Linked DNA regions of Homo sapiens: region 1 is linked to region 2. Evidence: chromatin contacts called from ENCODE Hi-C or POLR2A ChIA-PET data. All regions are on one chromosome and are shown on one strand. The core of a region is the stretch at or near the end of the contact, and the rest is flanking DNA. Distances in the headings are between cores, read along the strand shown. Region 1 overlaps SNX29 (sorting nexin 29). Region 2 overlaps SNX29 (sorting nexin 29).

Region 1 (6,016 bases), core at 591-3,090, 36 kb before region 2:
GTATCTACTAAAAATACAAAAATTAGCCGGGCATGGTGGCATGTGCCTATAATCTCAGCTACTTGGGAGGCTGAGGCAGGAGAATCGCTTGAACCCAGGAGGCGGAGGTTGTGGTGAGCTGAGATAGCGCTACTTACTGTACTCCAGCAAACTGGGCAACAGAGCAAGGCTCCATCAAAAAAAAAAAAAAAAAGAAGAAGAAGAAGAAGGAAATTCTGACACATACTACAACACGGACGATCCTTGAAGATGTTATGCTAAATAAAGCCAGACAAAAAAGAACAAATATTGCATGATTCCATTGGTACAAGGAACCTAAAGTAGTAGAATGCACTGAGGCAGAAAGTAGAATGCTGGCTGCCAGGGACAGGGGTGTGGAGGGAGTGAGTGTTAGTGTTTAACAAGTACACAGTTTTGGTTTGTAAAAATGGAAAGGTTCTGAGATGAATGGTGGTAATGATTACTGTATGACATGTGAATGTACATTAAGTACACTTACACTGAATTGTACACTTCAAATGGCTGAAATGGTAAATTTCATTATGTATATTTTACCAATTTTTTTTTTGTTCGTTTTGCTTTGTTTTGTTTTGAGATGGAGTCTCACTCTGTTGCCCAGGCTGGAGTGCAGTGGCGCGATCTCGGCTCACTGCAAGCTCCGCCTCCCGGGTTCACACCATTCTCCTGCCTCAGCCTCCCAAGTAGCTGGGACTATAGGCACCTGCCACCACGCCTGGCTAATTTTTTGTATTTTTAGTAGAAATGGGTTTCACCGTGTTAGCTAGGATGGTCTCGATTTCCTGACCTCATGATCCGCCCGCCTCAGCCTCCCAAAGTGCTGGGATTACAGGCATGAGCCACCACGCCCGGCCATATTTTTTTTTTAAGAGAGAATAGAAGTTTCGCCAGTAGGAGCTTGGGTGAGAGCTGGGGAAGGAAGGAAGGTAGCAGAAGGGAAAGAACTGCCAGACTTGAAGAGTTTCAAGACAACAGAAACTAGGAGAGCTGTTCAAAATACAGGATTGGGCCAGGAACAGTGGCTAACGCCTGTAATCCCAGCACTTTGGGAGGCTGAGGCAGGTGGATCACATGAGGCCAGGAGTTCGAGACCAGCCTAGCCAACATGAGGAAACCCCATCTCTACCAAAAATACAAAAATTAGGCAGCGTGGTGGTACACACCTGTAGTGCCAGCTACTCAGGAGGCCAAGACACGAGAATCACCTGAACCCAGAAGGCAGAGGCTGCAGTGAGCCGAGATCGCACCACTGCACTCTAGCCTGGGCGACAGAGCAAGACATTGTCTCAGAAAAAAAAAAAATACAGAACTGAATCATCTAAATTACTGAGAGGCACCAAGCAAAGCACAGGCAGCGGCACTGAAGGCCCTGCCCCACACAGGATCTGGCATTAGTGCTTCAGCTGCTGAATTATGGAGAGGTCTCAAGAGTCCCAAGGCAGGGGCGTGGCAGGAGGGGAGCTTGTGGGACTCAGGCCATCATTTATTTGCAAACTGGATGAAAGAGTTGTGATGTCAGACCTGCCGCTGCCTGTCAGCCCTGGCATACAGCACGGCATAAGAGGTAGAACAGAGACAGATACAGCCAGTAGGGAAGAGAGCCCAAGAAGCCAGATCACGCACTGGATACTTTGTCCCGATTCTACAAGAGACCCACAGAAGAGCTTTAAGTTAGTGGGGTTACGGGGAATAAGTGGGGGAGTGGGATGGTCATTAAAGAAGACCACTCCATGATGTGCAAAGTGGGTCAGAGCTGATCAAGACTGAAGGCAGGAAAACACAAGTCGGGGAGAAAGAAGAGAATTCACTGAGGATGGAGGAACCGCGAGTGGCTCAGGGACCCATGTGAGAGACAGAAAACAATGCTCTTTGTGGGACTGGTTTTGGGGCAGAGAAGAGGGAGAAGGAGAAGGCTGGGAGGAAGCCCAAGAGCTGTCCAGGGGACCTGGGTAAAAGGCAGAGCCATTTACTAAGCAAGAAACACAGGAACACATATGGATGAAGATCAGAATTCAGTTTTGGAGACTGACAAGCCCGTGCTGTACGCCAAATAGAGACATTCATGAGACAGAGTTCAAGGAAGTGCTCTGGGCTGCGGGTATGACTAAGAATAACAGGCACATACAGAGCAACTTCACCAAGGAATCCAAACAGTATGCATAGAAACAAGAGCCAACAATGAATCCAAGGATGAATAATATTTGAGGGTATGGAAGTGATATGCCAACAAGGATCAGAAAAGAAGAAGAAAGTGTGCCAAGAGGCTATGGCATCGCAGAAAGCAAGGGAAGGCAGTGTTTCAAAGTCAGATCCTCATTGCCCAAGGCTGCCGAACAGACAGGGAAGATTAGACTTCAATTTTACAGGCAGCTCAGCAACAGTAACTGTGTCTCTGGTATATTCTGAATGGCCCCGATCACCTTGTAATTGACTGCCAACCTATAACCTGACGATGATATATCAGTGATTAAAAGAACATCAAATTCCAGCCAGGCGTGGTGGCTCATGCCTGTAATCCCAGCACTTTGGGAGGTCGAGGCGGGCAGATTACCTGAAGTCAGGAGTTCGAGACCAGCCTGGCCAACATGGTGAAACTCCATCTCTACTAAAAATACAAAAATTAGCCAGACATGGTGGCACACACCTATAGTCCCAGCTACTCAGGTGGCTGAGGCTGGAGAATCACTTGCACCTGGGAGGCAGAGGTTGCAGTGAGCTGAGATCATGCCACTGCACTCCAGACTGGGCAACAGAGTGAGGCTCCATCTAAAAAAAAAAAAAAAAATCAAATTCCAAGGTCATGCCATCAAATGCATCAAACGCCAATAACGGCAGTGGTTCTTTCTCCTTTCCCAAGTGGAATGGAAAATAATTCATTTCTCCATACTGTATTCTGTACTGGCTACTTGGGTTTCCAGTGGCTACAAAGACAGCAAGCCAAGTCTGTGTAGAGCTCTGGGTCACTTTTCATTAATTTTTGCTTTGTTCCTCAAAAATTAATCACTTTCCCTGTAGCAAGCTGGAGTGATCCTGGTATATGGTACCTCAGGAACCATGAAATACAGTACTGCACGCAATGAATAATGCCCTTCCTTCCAACCAAGATGTATTTGTTTAGTGAACATAATTTTATTGAACAACTGTGTGTTTATTGAACAACTCATTTCTACAAATGAGTAACTGGTGAAATAAACAAGAAACAAAGATCTAGGAGCCTCTCTGAACTTACCCTAGCCCCGGGAGACTGCCCAAAGAAAGAAAAAAAAAAAAAGCAAACATCTGTTGAAAGTGATTACACATTCTAGGCATGTATCAAAATATCACAAGTACCAAGGCCAGGCGCAGTGGCTTACACGTATAATCCCAGCACTCTGGAAGGCCGAAGTGAGCAGATCACAAGGTCAGGAGTTCGAGACCAGCCTGGCCAACATGGTGAAACCTGTCTCTACTAAAAATACAAAAACTAGCCAGGCATGGTGGTGGGCACCTGTAATCCCAGCTACTCGGGAGGCTCAGGCAGGAGAATCGCCTGAACCCAGGAAGCGGAGGTTGCATTGAGCCAAGACGGTGCCATTGCACTCCAGCCTGGGCGACAAGAGCAAGACTCCATCTCAATAAAAAATAAAAAATCACAGGTACCCCATACATATGTACAAATATTATGTACCAATAAAATAATTTTAATAATAATTTTTTTAAAAAAAAGAACTGTTGGAGCCAGGCACAGTGTCTCACATTTGTAATCCCAGCTAGTTGGCAGGCTGAGGTGGGAAGATCACTTGAGCCTAGGAGTTTGAGACCAGCCTGGCCAACAGAACAAGATCTCTGTCTCTATAAAAGTTTAAAAACCAGCCGGGCATGGTGGTGCAAGCCTGCAATCCTAGCTATTTCAGAGGCTCAGGCAAGGGGATCACTTGAGCCTAGTAGTTCCAGGCTTTGGTGAGCCATGATCACACCACTGCACTTCAGCCTGGGCAACAGAGCAAGACCCCAACTCTAAAAAATAAATAAGTAAATAAATAAAAAGATCTATTGAAGGGTTGAGAAAAAAGAAAGGATGATACAGCAACATGAAGGAGAGGGAAAGACTAAGGATTATGTTAGCAGAGAATTTCCACACACCGCCACCAAATGCAACAAGGTCCAACTTTTGGCTGTGAAAGGGGAACCAGCCAAAGACAGCACATTTTACTCAGCAACGACACTGACATAGTGATAAGAAAGATTCCGGGATTCCCAGCAGCAGCCGTGGTCAGGGCTGGAACTGAAAGCTCAGGGGAGGAGGAGACCACAGGACATTTGTTACATGACATGATCCACTTCAAGGTTCAGCTCCAAAGCAGATCACTATGAACAGTTTCCTCATCTGTACAGTGGCAGTAATAACAGTCCCTACTACTCACAGGGCTATCGAACTGAATGAGTTAATTTACATCAAAGTGCAAGTCTTGCACTAAGTACTAAGCATTAATAGTTATTATTTAGCATTATGCTTGTCACTCACATGGAAATGTTTTTCCAACATTAAATTGGATGATAACAGAACCTCTGGGGTTTCTGTTGCTGGTATGGAAGACATTAATTATGAAATGCCATGCTATCCTCAGGCATCAAATTAAAACAGATTATTAATTTCCCAGCAACTGGCACGCCACAGTGGTGAAATAAACCAGTGTGCTACAGGTCCCCGAACCCAGAGGAGACTGTACCATGTGGCTCTGAGAATTCTGCACAAAAGATGACTTCATTTAAATTAAGATGCCAGACAACACCATTACGTTTTGACTACTATTAAGACATGGATTTCTGTGCCCATACACCACCCCACCAAGTCCCACGCGATCACTGCCCTGCCCACTATTAAAAAATAAATAAAAAGAAAAAGAGCAGAAGGAAGACAAGCTCCTCCAAGCTACAGCCAGGCAGAGCAGTACCTGTTTCGGTTTTGCTGGCAAAGCCCGCTGCCTGCTTGATCGCTGCCGCTGTGAGTGCCAATCCTCGACTCCTCTTCAAGCCATGCTGCAGGACGGCTTCAAACTGGGCACACAGACAGGTGACCCTGTGAGAAAACCAATGACTCATCAGTCCCCCCAGAAAAGGGAGTAGCAACTAGGGCGGCCCCAGCATCTCCAGGAAGTGAGTAAGCCGCCAGGTGTAAACCTCAGCGTGAAGGCAGACAGGAGACACCTGGATGTGCAGGCTTGGTAACTGACCTGCGCCACTCCACACACCTCCCGTGTTGATGTTCATTTCACAGAGCTCAGGATGCCCAGCACAGTCTACCCATATGCATCAGACTGGCACAGTAACAATTCACAAGGAACATGGGAACAGGGACGGGTGCCAGCTGGCGGGGGTGCAGAGGGGGGAAAAGTTAAAAACCAATCAGTTCAGTGTGGGGAGCGGTTGGATGTTAATTGCATCCAATTCACAAGTTTTAACTCTAATTCATATTACATGTAGTTTAAGGAACAAGATTATGTTTTTGGAGACTGAATTCACCAGGCTGCCAAATTGGAAACATTGTGTAATTTCATGGCCTGTTACATGCTCTAAAAAGAATATATGAATTCTGATTCTCATTCTTTATATAAGAGATTACATGCTCTAAAGAGATTATATGAGATTACATGCTCTAAAAATAATAATAATATGAATTCTGATTCTTGTTCTTTATTCTGTTGTAAGAGAATACATTGTGAACTCAGATTGTGAGTTGATGGAATTTTCAATTAAGTTACAATTACTGTGCATTTAATTGAATTTGTTTCTCAATAACCAAAGAAATAGGAGATTCAGGAACAAAGAGATGAGGTCACAGCAACTGCACTTGATCTTAGCAATCTTCTCAGGGCTCCTGAGCCTCTGCCCAACTGGGTCTGTGGACTTCTGAGCCCTTTCCATTCATTCATACAACAAAAGTTAAGAAATTCTGAATGTCTCCCACATGCCAGGCACTGTTCTAGGCTCTGAGGAGATGACAGTGAGAGTGAGACAG
Region 2 (5,699 bases), core at 2,961-5,460:
AATGGTCTAAAGGTTTCTCAACCCTTGGCACTACTGACATTGTAAGATGTTTAGCTGCATCCATGGCCTCTACACACTACGTGGCATTAGCACACACAAACCCCTGAGTTATAACAAAAATGTCTCCATGTAATGCCAAATGTCCCCTGGGAATCAAAACTGCCCCCAGTTGTCAACCAGCAGCCTAAAATAAAATATAAGTTTCCCAGTACAGCAGGAACTGCTCACTGGCTGTTCTCACTATCATCTCCAACATCCTTTTCCCATGCCACCTTCAGCAATCCAAGCTGTGAAACCTGATTACTCCTCTTCTCAGCAGCTGAGGTTGAACTTAAGCAGTCTGGCCAATGAGAAGAAAGCAGAAGTGGCTCCCAAAGTTCTGGGAAAGTCATTCATTTCTGATAGAAAGAAGAGCTATGCAGAGCATCACTCCCTCCACCATCCTTCATGCCTTAATCATAAACATGTTGGGTGGAGCCAGAGTAGCATTTTGCCACCACGAAGTCATGAGCCTGAGAGAAAGACCTAGAGAATCACAAAGACACCAGCCCTGATATCACTGAGTTGGTAAGCCAAGACTAGAAACAAGCTAACTCTCACAAAATAAATAACCCTATTTGTCCACACCACTGCACATTGGGCTGTTACTTGCATCCAAAAGCATTCCCAACTGACACACATGACATATGCTGAACTTCCATTTAGGAAGGTCTGGGGCAAGAGCACTTGAAAGCACCAGGCAGACAGTTGGTAGAGCCACACCTGATCTCCACAAGAGGCCCAATGACTCCAAGCAAGATACAAAGCCCGGAGTATGATGCACCAGACACAGAGCACATTCACTTCAAAGGATACTGAAATTCAGTTTCTAAGGGCAGACGCTCCACACTGCAGGCGTTGAATTGCCATCAGGCTGCTTCTGTCTTGGGCAACTCTACGTGGGCTGCACCAGAGAGTAGCAGCAGGGCATTATCTCAGAGGTGGTCAGTGATTCCTCCAGGTCAAGCCAGGGCCAGCTGGTTGATAACAACCACCACCGTGTGCTGGGCGCATCCTACATGCCAGGAACCAAGCTAAGCACTATGCATGCATCATCTCCCTTCATCTTCACATTCACCCTATAAGCCAGGTTCCCAAACACAGATGGGAAAGCTGAAGCTCGGGGAAGTCAAGTGATTGTGTGTGTTGATCCACCCAGGACTTATTTAACTTCTAGTGTATGTGAGGCAATGTTTTAAGAGCTGAGGACACCGGAGTTAAATGGTGTAAAAGATCCATCTTCTCATGGAGCTAAAATCCTACTAGAAGGCCGGGTACAGTGGCTCACACCTGTAATCCCAGCACTTTGGAAGGCTGAGGCAGGAAGATTGCTTGACATCAGGAGTTTGAGACCAGCCTGGGCAACATGATGAAGCCCTGTATCTACCAAAAACACAAAAAATTAGCCGGGCGTGGTGGCACACACCTGTGGTCCCAGCTGTTCATGAGGCAGAAGTGGAAGGATCACTTGAACCCAGGAGGCAATGGCTGCAGTGAGCTGAGATCGTGCCACTGCACTCTGGCCTGAGTGACAGAGTGAGGCCCTATCTCAAAAAAAAAAAAAAAGTATAAATGTAAACTAATCAATGAAAAAGTGTTAGAGAGTCACACTAGGAAGACAAAACAAACACAGTGATGGGATAGGGAGGAAGCAAGAAGGCTGCTTTAGCCAAGGCAGCCACTGAGGGCCTCTCTGCACAGGTGACATTTGAGCTGAGCCCTCTATGAAGAGAAGGAACAGCTATGGAAAGACAGGGCAGGCCAGTGTTCCAGACAGAGCAAACAGCAAGGGGAGAGGCTCGGAGGTAGGACAAGCTTGGCTCTGGTCTTCCAGGACCAGAAGGAAGTTTGCTGTGGCTTGAGCAAAAAGCAAAAAAGTGGAAGGAAAGATCAAACAGGCGGGCAGATGTCAGTCACATAGGATCGTGTGGGCCATGATAAAGGGGTTAGACTGTTGAAATTTGAATACTAATTGGTGGAACAGTGATCCTGACTCAAGACCTCTAAAGCCTGTGTTAGGACCACAATACCAAGGATCCTGCCTTACCCCCAGGCCTGGTAATGAAACCAGTCAGCAGATTCTTTGAGACACACAATAAAACAACTGACTCTTCAAAAAGTACCGTTAGTATTTTTTTCTGGAAGAGGTTTCGATCAAGAATAGCCTAGGCACCATTCCCACCAGCCATGAGGCATCTCAAGGCATCGCTCAGGATGGCTATAGACCCATCTGGCCAAGGTCCTCCAACACCTCTTGACACCTGTGTCTATCAATCAAACGCTCTTTGTTTCAGAATCCAGGGTTTGGATTCTGATCTTCCCTCCCTAACACCAGAATAGAAAAAAAGTTAGGCTTGCTTTCTTCCTTTTTCCAAGTATGAGTGAGCCCGACAGCTCTACCTGCCCTTGAGCAATGCCAACTGGAAACTTGACAGGGTTCCCCGCACTGGAAATGCCTTTGCTATTTTTTTCTCATCATAAAAGCAATTCATGCAGGAAAAAAATAGAATAATAACAAATCAGGAAAAAATGTACAAAGAAAATAAAAATCTCTTTCATCTCCCTAGTGATAATTTTTTAATGCAGTGCTTCTCAAACTTTAATGTCCACACAGATCTCCTGGAGATCTTGTTAAAAAGCAGCAATTTATTTTTTGGCGTTTTTTTCTGAGACAGGATCTCTATCACATGGGCTAGAGTAAGTGGCACAATCATAGCTTTCTACAGTCTCAACCTCCTGGGTTCAATCGACTCTCCTGCCTCAGCCCTCCGAGTAGCTGGGACTACAGGCACAGGGCACCACTCACAGATAATTTATTTATTTTTATTTTTTATACAGACGGGGTCTCACCCCAGACTCAAGCGATCCTCCTGCCTCTGCCTCCCAAACAGCTGGGATAATAGGTGTGAGCCACCACACCCAGCCCAAAAGGGAGGTTCTGGTTCAGGAGGTTGAGGATGGGGCCTAACTCTTTTTTTTTTTTTTCTGAGACGGAGTGTTGCTGTGTCACCCAGGCTGGAGTGCAGTGGCCCAGTCTCGGCTCCCTGCAACCTCCACCTCCCAGGTTCAAGCAATTCTCCTGCCTCAGCCTCCCAAAAAGCTGGGATTACAGGCACGCACCACCACGCCCGGCTAATTTTTGTATTTTCAGTAGAGACAGGGTTTCACCATGTTGGCCAGGCTGGTCTTAAACTCCTGACCTCGTGATCCACCCACCTCGGCCTCCCAAAGTGCTGGGATTACAGGTGTGAGCCACCGTGCCCTGCCAACTCTGTGTTTCTCGTAAGCTTCCAGTGGAGCTGACACTGCCGGCTCCTTTCACACCTGAATAATAAAGGTTTAGCACCTACCCTTCCTGGTATGCACAATGATCCTCGATGTCTTTTTTTTTTTTTTTTTTAAGAGTATTTTGCTCTACTGATTATTCTGGATGAGATGTCAGCAGCCTCCTCTGCCTTACTCTGCAAAGCCTCTTTTCATGATGGGGTGGGGGGGGAAGAAAAGAAAAACCTGTTCTTTATACAAAAACTACCCGAGATTGTGCAGGTCTCAACCCAGAGGCTCACACTTCCTGGCTGTGATCTCTCTGCAGGCAAGAAGCTGTCAAGTGAGATAATCTTGACCTCAGAAGGGGCAGCTGTGGCCAACTTAGCCCTGAATGAGCTTAAGAGAAAGGGGTCAGCCAGGCACAGTGGCTCACACCTATAATCCCAGCAACTTTGGGGGGCCAAAGCGGACGGATCACATGAGGTCAGGAGTTCAAGACCAGCCTGGCCAACATGGCAAAACCCCGTCTCTACTAAAAATACAAAAATTAGCCAGGTGTGGTGACGGGCGCCTGTAGTCCCAGCTACTCAGAAGGCTGAGGCAGGAGAATCGCTTGAACCTGGGAGACGGAGGTTACAGTGAGCCAAGATTGCACCAATGCACTCCAGCCTGGGCAACAGAGTGAGAGTGTCTCAAAAATAAATAAATAAGAGAGAAGGGGGTTTACTAGGCTGCAAGGAGCACAGGTGGTCTCAGGACCACTTATCAACTGAGAGGAACAGTGGAGAGCACTGAACGGGAAGTCACAAGGCCTGAGCTCTCATCCTGCCTGGCCTGCTTGCTAGCCATGTGACAGGGACAGTCACTTCCCTTGTCTGGCCACTGGTTTCTGCATGAGATCATGCCCTTCCAGCTCTACAGTCTATGGAGACTCTGCAGAGACAGGCAGGCAGAGCAATCAATGCTACCAGTCTCCTTCTTACCTTCTCCCTTTGAATCCAGTGGAGAGTACAGCACCTCCGCCAGGGCCCAGAAGAATCTGCCAGCTTCAAATGTTGCCGCCACTCAGAGAGAAGTAGGAACAATGTGCCCACCTACCGAATCCCAACCACAGGCTAAGTCATTAAATGACCTATTTAATCCTTGACAAAGAAGGAAAAGTGGTTCCATTCAGTAGAGAACACTGTGACTCAGAGAGGAAAAGACCTTTACCCAGGGCTAGACTCATGGGAAGTGGCCGAGGAGGGATACATTTCCAAGTCCATGGGATCCTGGAGCTGCCAGCTGCTAAGCCCTGCTCACCCTCGACCTCCATCACAACCTGCAGCAGTGGCCCAGTGCAAATTCAGCAAACACTTTGCCACACAGGAGCGATCAAACCCCATGTTCCTGCTTCCTCATCTCCAGGGGCAGCCCCCAGCCAGCAGTCAACCAGGTGAACAAGAACAGGCTTCTTTTTATTTCTCATTTAGATCACCATCAAAATGAAAACAGAAAATGGAAAGGCACCCAAGGGAATACCTCCAGGGGTCCACAAACCTGTCTGAGAAATGCAGTCAGCTGACACTCCCTAACTCTACTCAGAATCCTCATGTGCACGGGAAAGTCAGTCACCTAGTTGGGTCTCTCTTTAATGTTTTGTTGTTGTTGTTTGTTTGTAGACGGAGTCTTGCTCTTGTCACCCAGGCTGGAGTGCAATGGCGCGATCTCAGCTCACTGCAACCTCTGCCTCCTGGGTTCAAGCGATTATCCTGCCTCAGCCTCCCAAGTAGCTGAGATTACAGGCTCCTGCTACCATGCCCAGCTAATTTTTGTATTTTTAGTAGAGACGGGATTTCACCATGTTGGCCAGGCTGCTCTCAAACTCCTGACCTCAGGTGATCTGCCTGCCTTGGCCTTCCAAAGTGTTGGGATTACAGGCATGAGCCACCGCGCCCGGCCTTTGTCTTCAATGTTTAGAACTCTCAGGATCTAATGTTTAATGTTTAGAGTCCTTTGGATCCTACATTAATTTTTACCACAAATCTCTAGCCTTCTGCCTGGGGTCACCATTCAAGCTACAGTGACCTCCTGGAGAGAAAGAGCAGAAATTAAGAACAGGATAGTGTGGGTTAGAATCCTACTCCACCAGCCATGTGATCATGAGCAAGTTACTTAACCTCCCTCCTTCAGGCTCATCATAGAACCTACCTCTTCGGACGATAAAATGAGGGAAATTGTATTGTGCACCTAGAACAGTGCCTGGTATATACCAAGCATTTAATAAAATTAGCTATCATTATCATCATTGTTGGCAACCCTTACCCCAAGGTATCAAGACCTCTGGCTCCCAGAAGTCCTTTCAACTAGCTACCTTCTCTCCAAAGCCCAGGCAAAGCAATTCAATCCAAGCC

Evidence for each region. Hi-C counts contacts between places; a loop is a spot of excess contacts on that map. ChIA-PET counts read pairs that join two places held with the same protein, here RNA polymerase II (POLR2A). Pooled maps may share reads with other maps.
Region 1: a loop to region 2 is called in a map with no recorded cell type, with 2.5 times the contacts of the local background. The contact joins two enhancer-like sites. A Hi-C loop is called at or near these places in 2 of 168 maps with a recorded cell type or tissue (B cell and Calu3), 13 of 37 single-sample maps with no recorded cell type and 5 of 50 pooled maps. POLR2A ChIA-PET finds 5 or more read pairs at or near these places in 10 of 52 experiments (B cell, BJ, GM10248 and 6 more).

Annotation. Positions count from the first base shown.
Region 1 is chr16:12,026,381-12,032,396 of GRCh38, reverse strand. It overlaps SNX29 (sorting nexin 29), which reads right to left. Exons shown (of 21, transcript NM_032167.5): 4 at 4,953-5,077. Among named protein-coding and RNA genes, the nearest start is that of SNX29, 53 kb to the right of the region's middle. RefSeq lists an enhancer at 4,926-4,995. Within about 2 kb of position 1,840, at least 3 of the 41 ENCODE cell types and tissues checked have a DNase peak (open chromatin) inside an H3K27ac peak, as active enhancers do.
Region 2 is chr16:11,993,387-11,999,085 of GRCh38, reverse strand. The region is part of intron 1 of SNX29 (sorting nexin 29); the gene reads right to left. Among named protein-coding and RNA genes, the nearest start is that of SNX29, 20 kb to the right of the region's middle. Within about 2 kb of position 4,210, at least 12 of the 41 ENCODE cell types and tissues checked have a DNase peak (open chromatin) inside an H3K27ac peak, as active enhancers do.